Regions from separate parts of the Homo sapiens genome. Here region 2 is linked to region 1. A link is a loop called in an ENCODE intact Hi-C map of the cell type or tissue named here. Cell type or tissue: endothelial cell of umbilical vein. All regions are shown on one strand. Each heading gives the region's core, and the rest is flanking DNA. Links, peaks and the distances in the headings are about the cores only.

What was found. A loop is a pair of places that touch in the nucleus more often than their neighbours do. Peaks named below come from ENCODE experiments on the same cell type or tissue, not always from the same donor. Only the 100,000 strongest peaks of a DNase experiment are listed, where the experiment ranks them.
Region 2: a loop joins it to region 1, with 4 times the contacts of the local background. A loop is called at or near these places in 1 of 110 quality-filtered maps.

What each region holds. Positions count from the first base shown.
Region 1 is chr5:32,596,955-32,602,340 of GRCh38, reverse strand. SUB1 (SUB1 regulator of transcription) reads right to left here. Exons shown (of 5, transcript NM_006713.4): 4 at 3,272-3,380; 5 at 1-1,336. The coding sequence ends at 1,257. Among named protein-coding and RNA genes, the nearest start is that of SUB1, 14 kb to the right of the region's middle. In endothelial cell of umbilical vein, for the core only: no CTCF peak of the experiment used is centred there; DNase peaks (open chromatin) are centred at 2,070 and 4,910; H3K27ac peaks cover 1,855 bases.
Region 2 is chr5:33,367,766-33,373,152 of GRCh38, reverse strand. No RefSeq gene overlaps it. Among named protein-coding and RNA genes, the nearest start is that of TARS1-DT, 70 kb to the left of the region's middle. In endothelial cell of umbilical vein, for the core only: no CTCF peak of the experiment used is centred there; a DNase peak (open chromatin) is centred at 3,032; H3K27ac peaks cover 1,328 bases.

The DNA.
Region 1 (5,386 bases), core at 1-5,000:
TTTAGATAGAAGAGAATTATTTCCTCTTCACTGCCGCCTCCTTTAATTTCAGTTATAATTCCCTTTATAAACATTCTTTTCCTAAGGCACACCATGCCCTATTTATTGCCACAAAGCCACTAAAATCTGTGCCTCAATCTGTCTGCTTCATCAGTATGGTTAAATACAAACCACTTACTAGTGTCTGCTAAAACTTAGTATCATCAAGTCTAGAATGCCATTGGTCTGTTCTACTGGGGCAAAGGCCAAAATACACAAGCATGTGCTCATATGCTCTTTTCCCTACAAACTAACCATATTACCTACTATAACAGTAAAGCTTAATGACATCTCTGGCTACATATAATTCATACCCAATATTATAAAATAAAATGTTAGGCCAGTAAGCTTTCACAATTTTTATTAAATCCTAGTCTAGTTGAACAATATCTGATGTTACAGACATCATCCCATGGTGAACATGTTTAATAAGTGAAAGCAAGTCAGACATCTCATCTAAGTCATTATTTTCTGCAGACTAAGCAATAACTACACAGAACACTATGGGTAAACAAACACCTGCTCAGTTTTCACACAAGCCATGTTGTTTATCAAATTAGATCTGCTAATATTGAATACAGTAGATTCGGTGATTGTAGTTCTCATATAAGTATCTTATTGAGATAACATTTTGACAGTTTCACTGACTTTCCAAATAAGCATACCATAATCAAAGAAAAGAATAAAGAGTGAAGTAAAAACTGAACATGAAGAGATTAAGTTATTAAAGGAAAATGAAGTAAATAAAAAGAGTGAAAAACCATTGGGGGTGGAAGTCAAACAAGCCTAGACATTTGATTGGAAGAGAAAAGATCAAATATGAAGTTCACAAACCAAAAGTTTATAAACTCAATGCAATACAAATCCTTTTTATTGTAAAAGCTGAGTTGAAACTAAAAGATCTATAAAAACTGTTACTTTTGGCCTTAAACAGTACCAACTCTTATGATCAAAAAAGGCCACAACAGTTAAGATTGTATTACTTGATTTTATTTTACACTAGGTGGTGGGCAGACAAAGTAATCCTTAATAAAGTTGACAATTAGCTTCACTCAATATTTTTAATAATGCACATTAAAAAAAAGTATTCATCTTACAAATTCTTCTGCAATCCAAACATACAATAGCTTGGAGAACATTTAGAAAACAAAAGCCAATGTAAAAAGACAGATTAAAACAACTAGAACAGTACAGGTTTTATTTATATGGCTCGAATTTTACAGTTTTCTTACTGCATCATCAATGTCAGAAATCTGTTCCTTCAGCTGGCTCCATTGTTCTGGATTTAAAGAAATACCTAAAACAAAGTTTAAAAATTCAAAGGTGAAAATCTATTTAAGCGTTGAGGATTTTCATACTTCCAACTAGAATACTGTTTTATCAAAATTGCCACTTTAGGCTGGGCGCGGTGGCTCACACCTGTAATCCCAGCACTTTGGGAGGCCAAGGCGGGTGGATCACTTGAGGTCAGGAGTTCAAGACCAGCCTGGCCCAACATGGTGAAACCCCATCTCTACTAAAAATACAAAAATTAGCCGGGCATGGTGGTGGGCACCTGTAATCCCAGCTACTCAAGAGGCTGAGACAGGAGAATTGCTCGAACCTGGGAGGTGGAAGTTACAGTGAGCCAAGATCATGCCACTGCACTCCAGCCTGGGCAAGAGAGCAAGACTCCATCTAAAAAAAAAAAAAAAATTGCCACTTGGACACAATGCTACAATACTGAAAATCATATCTCTTACATTTGTTAATTACATATCATCACAATTTACTGAGCATTATCAATCTCATATCCAGTCTTACTTTCCACAGTGCATCCTGCATAGTACCTATTGTAACCAATGAGAATAAATAAGGGTTTGAAGACACATCTTACTAATACCCGTCAACTATCAGGCTAAAATGGTCAGGTCCAGATTTGGCATGTGATACCCCATTACTATATTTCCAGCTGGTTCCAATATTTGCCCAAAATTTCCACAGGAATTCAAGCCAATTGTGCTGAGTTCTTCCAGAAGCATTCATTTCACTTTGGAAAAATTCCCAGGACGTGATTCATACAGGACTCCTCAGAGAGTATACCCGGGTAACTGCACTCTAGGGTCACCCTATCAGGGTTAAAATTCCAGCCTCACTTTCACTAAGTGTATGACCCTTAAAAAAGAACTACATCACCTTGTAAGCCTTAGTTTCCTCACCAGTAAAATGGCATCTATACGCCAAAGAGTTGTTGTAAATGATTAAGTAACATGAATAATGAACTTAGCATATCACCTAACACATAAATGGTTAAAAAATGTGAGATATGTCTTTCCAGTTTAAGATGTAAAAGTATGAACAGAAATTTTATATTTTCTATATTTTGTACTTTAACGTTCTAGCATTCCAATACCGACGCATATAAACAGAGAAGTAAACAAGAACTGGCAGAAAGTATTCCCAGAAAACTGCTGGAAGGCCATGAAATTGAAAAAAAAGAATAAACAAGAAATATGGCATCGGCCACTCTGGTACGTGAATTACCAATCCAGAAGTGACTTGAAGAAAATATGAAAGCATATAAACACATATAGAGGCTGAGTTTAACCAAAAAAAAAAAAACTGCATGAAGCAAACAAGTGGTACCTTTCAAACTAACAGGCAGGCAGAATAAAACTAAATAAGGAAGCATTTTTCTTTAGCTGAGGGTCAACCTAGAGCAGCAATCCAAATATACAAATTTAGGTTGGCTCACCTTCTCTAGCTGTTTGGTGAATTATACAAAATATGTTTCTACAATGCTAAGAGGCTTGGGACTGGATGAAGCACAAATGGAAGGAAAGCAGAGATCCGCTTGAAGAGTAATGCCCTAAAGAATAGCTTTTAGGAGCTGAATCAAAAGGAAGCATTGTAAACCAAGATTTTCCATTCCTGATTTTACAAGTTCCCAGATAGTGCCTAATCTGCTTCAGAATTGCATAAACCTTTTTAAAAATTGTTCAAGTAAATTAGCAGCCAACTGAAGTGATATTAGGGGTGTTACTTTTCTGGGTTTTATTCCCAAAAGCTGTATTAAGACATCTCATTAAAAAAATGTTAAGTATCATGTCCAAAATAACTACAGAAGATAGAGAATCAATTGAGTAAGACTCTTCCTTGCCCCGTGTGTCCTGCCAACATTTCAAGTAAGCTACTCAGAAAAGTTGTCGTTTAGTCCTAACACTGTAATAAAATTCAAGTAATTAGACCTCACCTTTTCTTCCTGGTTTCATTTCACCTTCAGGATCCATCCAATATTCTCTAATATCAATTAGCACTTTGCCTTTAAAATCGCGAACACTAACGTACCTCATTTTCCCAATCTGCAAAAGAAACAAACATAAAAAGAGGTGCTCCTTTCAAGAGTGGTATCTGTTTCAATTGTATTCATATTCACAACTTGCTGCATGCTCACTCTACATCTAATCATGAAAATGACTACTGCTGACCCTTGAACAACATGGCTCTGAACTGTGCAGGTCCCACTTATATGCATATTTTTTTCAATAAATATACTGGAAAAATTTTTGCAGACTTGACAATTTGAAAAAACTCACAGAACAACTGCATAGCCTAGAAATAACGAAAACATTAAGAAAAAGTTAGGTATGTCATGAATGCATAAAACATACCTAGATATGAGGTTATTTTATCACTTACTATCATAAAACATACAAATCTATTATATGAAGTTAGAGAGAAATGTAAACAAAGATGGAGTATTAATTCATAACTGCATAAAATTAACTACAGTAGTGTACTAGTGTTAACTTCATAGCCACTTCCTGTTATCTCAGTGTACTCAAATGTTACAAGTATCTGCTTAAAACACCTTGTGTAAAACACCATGTGATGCTAATCATCTCTGCTGAGCAGTTCATGTCTCCAACAAATTGCGTATTGCAGTAAAAAGTGATCTCTCACGGTTTTCACATTATTTTTCATCATGATTACTGCAATACCATAAACTTTAAATAACACCATGAGTCCTATACAAAGTGCCCCTAGTGATGCTGAAAGTGCTCCCAAGAAGCAGAGAGAAGGCATGACATCACAAGAAAAAAACTGCCAGAAGCAGTGGTGCATGCCTATGATCCCAGCTACTCAGGAGGCTGAGGCCGGAGGATCACTTGAGCCCAGGAGCTTGAATCCAATCTGGGCAACACAGCAAGATCCTGTCTTTAATTTTAAAATGCAAAAAAATAAAAATAAAAATAAAAATAAAAAAGTTGAATTGCTTGATATGTACCACGGACTGAAATCTGCAGCTGTGGTTGCCTACAATTTCTAACAGATGACATATTTTATTAACAGATGACATATCTTATAAACAGACAACGTAAACTAATGTTATTGATAAACACCATACAGTACAGTAAAATGTAATTTTTCTCCCTTATGATTTTCTTAGTAATATTTTCTTTTCTCTAGCTTACTTTATTGTAAGAATACAGTATATAATACATATAACATACAAATATATGTTAACTGTTTATGTTACTGTTAAGGCTACCAGTCAACAGTAGGCTATACTTAGCAGTTTTGACAAAGTCAAAAGTTATAACCAGATTTTCAACTGCACAGGGGTTGGTGCCTTGCATTTTGACCCTGCATTGTTCAAGGGTCAACTGTACTACTCTCAGTATCAAAACTGCAACCAAAGGAAATTGCTGTTTAAACTATCATATGATCCAGCAATCCTACTTCTGAATATATATCCCAAAAAATTGAAAGCACAGACTCCAAGAGACATCTGCACACCCATGTTCATAGCAGCATTATTCACAAGAGCCAAGAAGTGGAAACAACACAAATATCCACCCAGAGATGAACTGATAAACAAAATGGGAGAGGGGGGGTGGAATAGACACACAATGGAATATCAATTAGCTTTTAAAAAAGGAAATCCTGTTACATACTACGTCAATGAAATAAGCCAGTCATAAAAAGGAAAAAGGTAATACTTTATGATTCCACTTACATGATGTCAAGTTCACAGGAACAAAAAGTAGAATGGTGGTTACCAGGGCTGGGAGAAGGGGAACTGTTGTTTAATGGCCACAGAGGTTCAGTTTTGCAAGATGAAACAGTTTCGGCAATCTGTTTCACAACAATGTGAATATACTTTTATGGTTTTTACCAGCAAAAAAAAAAATCATTAGGAAGCAATATTTTGCAGTACAAACTACAACCAAGAGGAATCCACAGATGCAACTAGCTACACTGCTTCACCAACCATTCTGAATATACGAATCCAGAGTTCCAGTCAATAACAACCAAGTTTTTCCTTTTCATGTTCACTTCAAATAACATCTTTAATGCACCTCAC
Region 2 (5,387 bases), core at 159-5,158, 770 kb before region 1:
TGGAGTGCAGTGGCACAGCAACCTCCACCTCCTGGGCTCAAGCAGTTCTCCTGTGTCAGCCTCCTGAGTAGCTCAGATTACAGGTATGTGCCATGGCTAATTTTTGTATTTTTAGTAGAGATGGAGTTTCACCATGTTGGCCAGGCTGGTCTTGAACTTGTGACCTCAAGTGATCCGCTGGCCTTGGCCTCCCGAAGTGCTGGGACTACAGACATGAATCACCACACTTGGCCGAGTAGTGTTTCTTGACTCCCATCCCACTATGAGAAGACAGCATTTTCCCATTTGTTGGGCATTCATTGTCCTAAGACAATTGTATAATACACATAAAGAATAAGGGAGAGGCACATCGCCCAGGGAGGGACAAAACTGTCAGTTTCTTTCCATCTTCTCCACAATCATCTGATCACTTTTCACTTTGTCTACTCCAGTAATAAATTCCCATCTGGTCTATGTTTATTCACTCTGGCCTTCCAATTCAATCTTCACATTGCAACTAGAAGATAAAGACAGATTTTTAGGCCAGGCGTGGTGGCTCACGCCTGTAATCATAAAACTTTGGGAGGCCGAGGAGGGTGTATTACCTGAGGTCAAGAGTTCTAGACCAACCTGGCCAACACGGCAAAACCCCGTTTCTACTAAAAATACAAAATTAGTCAGGCATGGTGGCGGGTGCCTGTAATCTCAGCTACTTGGGAGGCTGAGGCAGGAGAATTGCTTGAACCTGGGAGGCAGAGGTTGCAGTGAGCCAAGATTGTGCCTCTTCACTCCAGCCTGGGCAAAAGAGCGGAAGTCCATCTAAAAAAAAAAAGACAGATTTTTAATATGGTCTACAAAGCCTCTTCAGCTTCATTTTTCCTCAAGTGCCCTCCTGCTTTCTCTGTTCCTGTGTACTGGCTTTTATCAACCATTCGTTTCTGCCTGGAATGATCTTTCTTTCCTTCTATGCCCAATAAACAACTGTTTGTCCTTTTGATATCTGTTCAAGTTTTTCTTTTTCATACCAGCCTTTTCTGATCTCCCTGACTAGATTGACTCCCATCATAAGCTCTCAATGGGCCATGTGCATTTCCTTCAAAGCGCATGGCACAATTGTAGTTTTTCATTAGTGTGTATGATTACCCATTTATATCTATCTACCCTACTATATTATGTGCTCTAGGAGAGCAGTGGCCACATCTGCTCCCCAGTATGTGGCACACAATAGTTGCTCAATACATATTTGTGGAATTAATGTGTAAATGTATACAGAAAAGACATTTTACATTTCATCAGTGATTTAAAACAGATTTCAGAGCTCAGGTTGTAGCAATCTGAGTCCCTGCGGGAAATAAGTGAGATCATCAAATGGAACAATTTCCACTTTGAACAAGGAAAGTTCAACCTAGGGACTATTTACATAGTTGTAACTTGGTTATAAGGGAAAGTAACAAGGAATGGTGAAGCACCCTGGGGTTTGCAACAGTGAGTTAGAAGTTGGTACCCCTAAAACTGAATGGGCAACTGAAGGGAGAAGTTTGGCCTTAAAGAGAATAGCCATGGTTCTAGAAGACAACCACAGGATAGGTGCTGTGGCCATTGTAGAGGATCCCAGCCAAGCCAATGAAGCTCTGCAGTGTCTAGTCATGTCAGAATTATAAAATCAAGAAAAAACATTGTCATCATCATCACTCTCTTCCCTTCCTTGACCTCCATCCAGTGCCTCCCATTGGCTAAACCCAAGTGAAATCCAGAGGGAAGAGAACTGAATGATGTTCATAAAGGCCTGGACTTTCAGGGGACAGAGCTGGGTGAAAAATGGAGAAAATGGATCCAGCAGGACAAGTAAAAAATCCCAACCATTGGTCATTGGGACAATTCCCTTTTTTTTTTTTTTTTTGAAATGGAGTCTAGCTCTGTCACCCAGGCTGGAGTGCAGTGGCGCCATCTCGGCTCACTGCAACCTCCACCTCCTGGGTTCAAATAATTCTCCTTCCTCAGCCTCCTAAGTAGCTGGGATTATAGGTGCCTGCCACCACGCCCAGCTAATTTTTGTATTTTTAGTAGAGACGGGATTTCACTGTGTTGGCCAGGCTGGTCTCAAACTCCTGACTTGGTGATCCACCAGCCTCGGCCTCCCAAAGTGCTGGGATTACAAGCATGAACCACCACACTCGGCCGACAATTCCTAATTTTTAAAGAATGGCTAAGATAAATAATGCAAAAAGGTAGCTTGGAAAGTTTTAATTTAATGTAATAGGAAGCAGTTACTAAAGTTTGAGAGTTACATAGGTAATGGTAGCTACAAAAAGTTTTCTTATAATGGAAATGTCATGATTAATGAAATGGATTAATGAAAAGTCCATGGGATTTTAAGTTAGACGTGAGATAGAATCTTAGCTCTGCCATGTCCTAGTTTGTTAGCCTTGGCTTTCTTATTTGTAAGGTGAGGATTATAGTGCCTCTCTCATAGGGTAATTGTAAGAATCCATTGTCTGGCACATAGTAGGTGCCAGACATGAGAATTGTGAGAAAGGCATGTAGTTACTGTCTGCTGTGGCCTAGCACTATAATAAGATCTCCTCCTGGGAGCTTTTGATGTAGTTAGGCAAGCAAAGCCACCACGGATGGAGCAATTAGAGACTAACAGAACAGGAAATAATCAAAGACTCAATGGTATATTAAGATCCACAGGAAAGATGCAGGTCACAAGCTCTGACAGATCTGTAGTGAAACTGGACCACTCCTCACCTTTGACCCTTCCCCACTCCATCTGCCACTCCCCACACCCTGGATCTTTAAGGAACCTTCCAGTCCTAAAAGCTAGTGCATTGTAGATAATGAGGGTAGTGTACGTCAATGAACTCTACTGAGTCACTCAGCTACGTGCAGTTAAACCACAGGCTATCCAAGCCAATAAAAACAGGAGCAGTTTAGAACTCCTTAGTGGGTAGTTCTACCTTAAGACTATAGTGACATTACACAGCCCAGCTCTGATGCATTGTGTGAAAGTGACAGGATCCCCCCCGCACCCCCCACCCCCTTGCCCACTTAATAAAACTGCTCTTTGCTTACTTGGTGCCGAATGGCTCATGTGTTTACATGAAGGACAGATTAAAGACCACATTGTACTTTTCCTTGCCATTGTGTAAAGGGCATTATTTTCCATGTTGATAAGATCTGGAGGGAAGAATAAAGCACAATGGACTTTTATTTTAATCACTAAACACTCACCCTATCCCACAGAAAGCCCAAAGTTTTTTATGCTTCTCCTGGTTTCAAGGCATCTGCCATTAGGAAAAGTAGAGTCAAGTGGCTCAGATTTTATCCAAGGGAGACTTAACAGTGTCCCTTCCTCATTGGGAAGGGGTTGAGAGAAGTGATAAAGAAGCAGAATTTGATGACCCAGAGGAAAAGCTGAAGTGACAGTATTTATGCCTGGAGTTTACTGCATGCCGTTGCTATGGGACCTGATTAAAGAGTCAGAACAATATGGTTCTTGCTCTCAATAGCTTGAGACATTTTGGCAGAGAGGAGCAGATGCCACCTGCATTAAGTAAGTCAGAGCATATTAGCAATGGACTTGGATAACTCCCACTTCACCCACATAGCCTTCTGTCCTGTGATGCTCTCTATCTCCTCCATATTTTCTTCAAACAAGGCTAGCAATTCTTCTGTTGCCTCCTCTCTTTTTTCAGTAATATTTGTGCTTTATGTTGTCTCAGTTTACTCTTGTATTTGAAGTCATGTTGGACGAGAAATCAAGAGACCTACTTCTAGCATTAGCTTTGCCATGTATCAGTGAACATGCCCTCTTAGAACTTTCAATTTTCTCAACTCTTAAGAAATATCTATGTGCTGTAGTTAACAGTGTTGAGAAACCAGAGAAATATATGTATGTAGAAGTAGCTTTTTTTAAATTTGAGGTAATATTTACAAACGATTGAATGCATAGATCTTAAGTGTACAATTTGATGAATTTTAGAGAATGTACATAGGAATACCTCATTTTATTGTGCATTGAAGATACTGTGTTTTTTACAAATTGAGGGTTTGTGACAACCCTGCATCAAGGAAGTCTGTGGTGCCACTTTTCCAATAGCATGTGCTCACTTCATGTCTCTGTATCACATTTTGGTAATTCTTGCAATATTTTAAACTTTTTAATGATTATTATGTCTGTCATGGCGATCCATAATCAGTGATCATTGATATTATTATTGTAATTGTTTTGGGGTGCCACAAACCATGCCCCTATAAAATAGCAAACTTAATAAATGTGTGGGTTCTGACTGCCCCACTGACTGACTGTTTCCTTTCTCTCTCCCTCTCCTCAGGCCTCCCTATTCCTTGAGAGACAGCAATGTTGAAATTAGGCCAATTAATAACCCTACAATGGCCTCTAAGTGTTCACATGAAAGGAAGAATTGCATGTCTCTAACTTTAAATAAAAAACTAGAAATTACTAAGCTTTGTGAGGAAGGCATATTGAAAGCTGAAACAGGTTAAAAGCCAGGCTTCTTGCACCAAACAGTTAGCCAAGTTGTGAATGCAAAGGAAAAGTTCTTGAAGGAAATTTAAAGTGCTACTCCGGTGAACGCATGAATGATAAGAAAGCAAAATAACCTTCTTGCTGATATGGAGAAAGGTTGAGTGGTCTGGATAGAAGATGAAACCAGCCACACATTTCCTTAAGCCAAAGCCTAATCCAGAGCAAATCCCTAACTCTCTTCAAGTCTATGAAATTTGAGAGAAGTAAAGAAGCTTCAGAAGGAAAGTTGGAAGGTAGCAGAGGTTGATTCAGAGGTTTAAGAAGCCATTTTTTATAAAATAGAAATGCAAGTTGAAGCAGCAAGTGCTAATGTACGTGCTTCAGCAAGTTATCCAGAAGATCTAGCTAAGATCATTGTTGAGGGTGGCTAAACTACATTTTCAATGTAGGTGAAACAGCCTCATATTGGAAGAAGGTGCCATCTAGGACTTTCATAGCTAGAGAGAAGTCACCGCCTGGCTGCAAAGTTTCAAAGGACAGGCTAACTCTCTTGTTAGGGGCTAATACAGCTGGTGACTTGAAGTTGAAGCCAATGCTCATTTACCATTCTGAAAATCCTAAGGCTAAATCTATTTTGCCTGTGCTCTATGAATAGAACAACAAAGCCTAGATGACAGCACATCTGTTTACAGCATGGTTACTGAATATTTTAAGCCCACTGCTGAAAGTTACTGCTCAGAAGAAAACATTTCTTTCAAAATATTACTTCTCATTGACAATGCACCTGGTCACCCAAGAGCTCTGATGAAGATACACAAGGAGATTAATGTTGTCTTCATACTTGGTAACTCAACATTCATTCTGCAACCATGGATCAAGGAGTAGTTTTGATTCTCAAGACTCATTATTTAAGAAA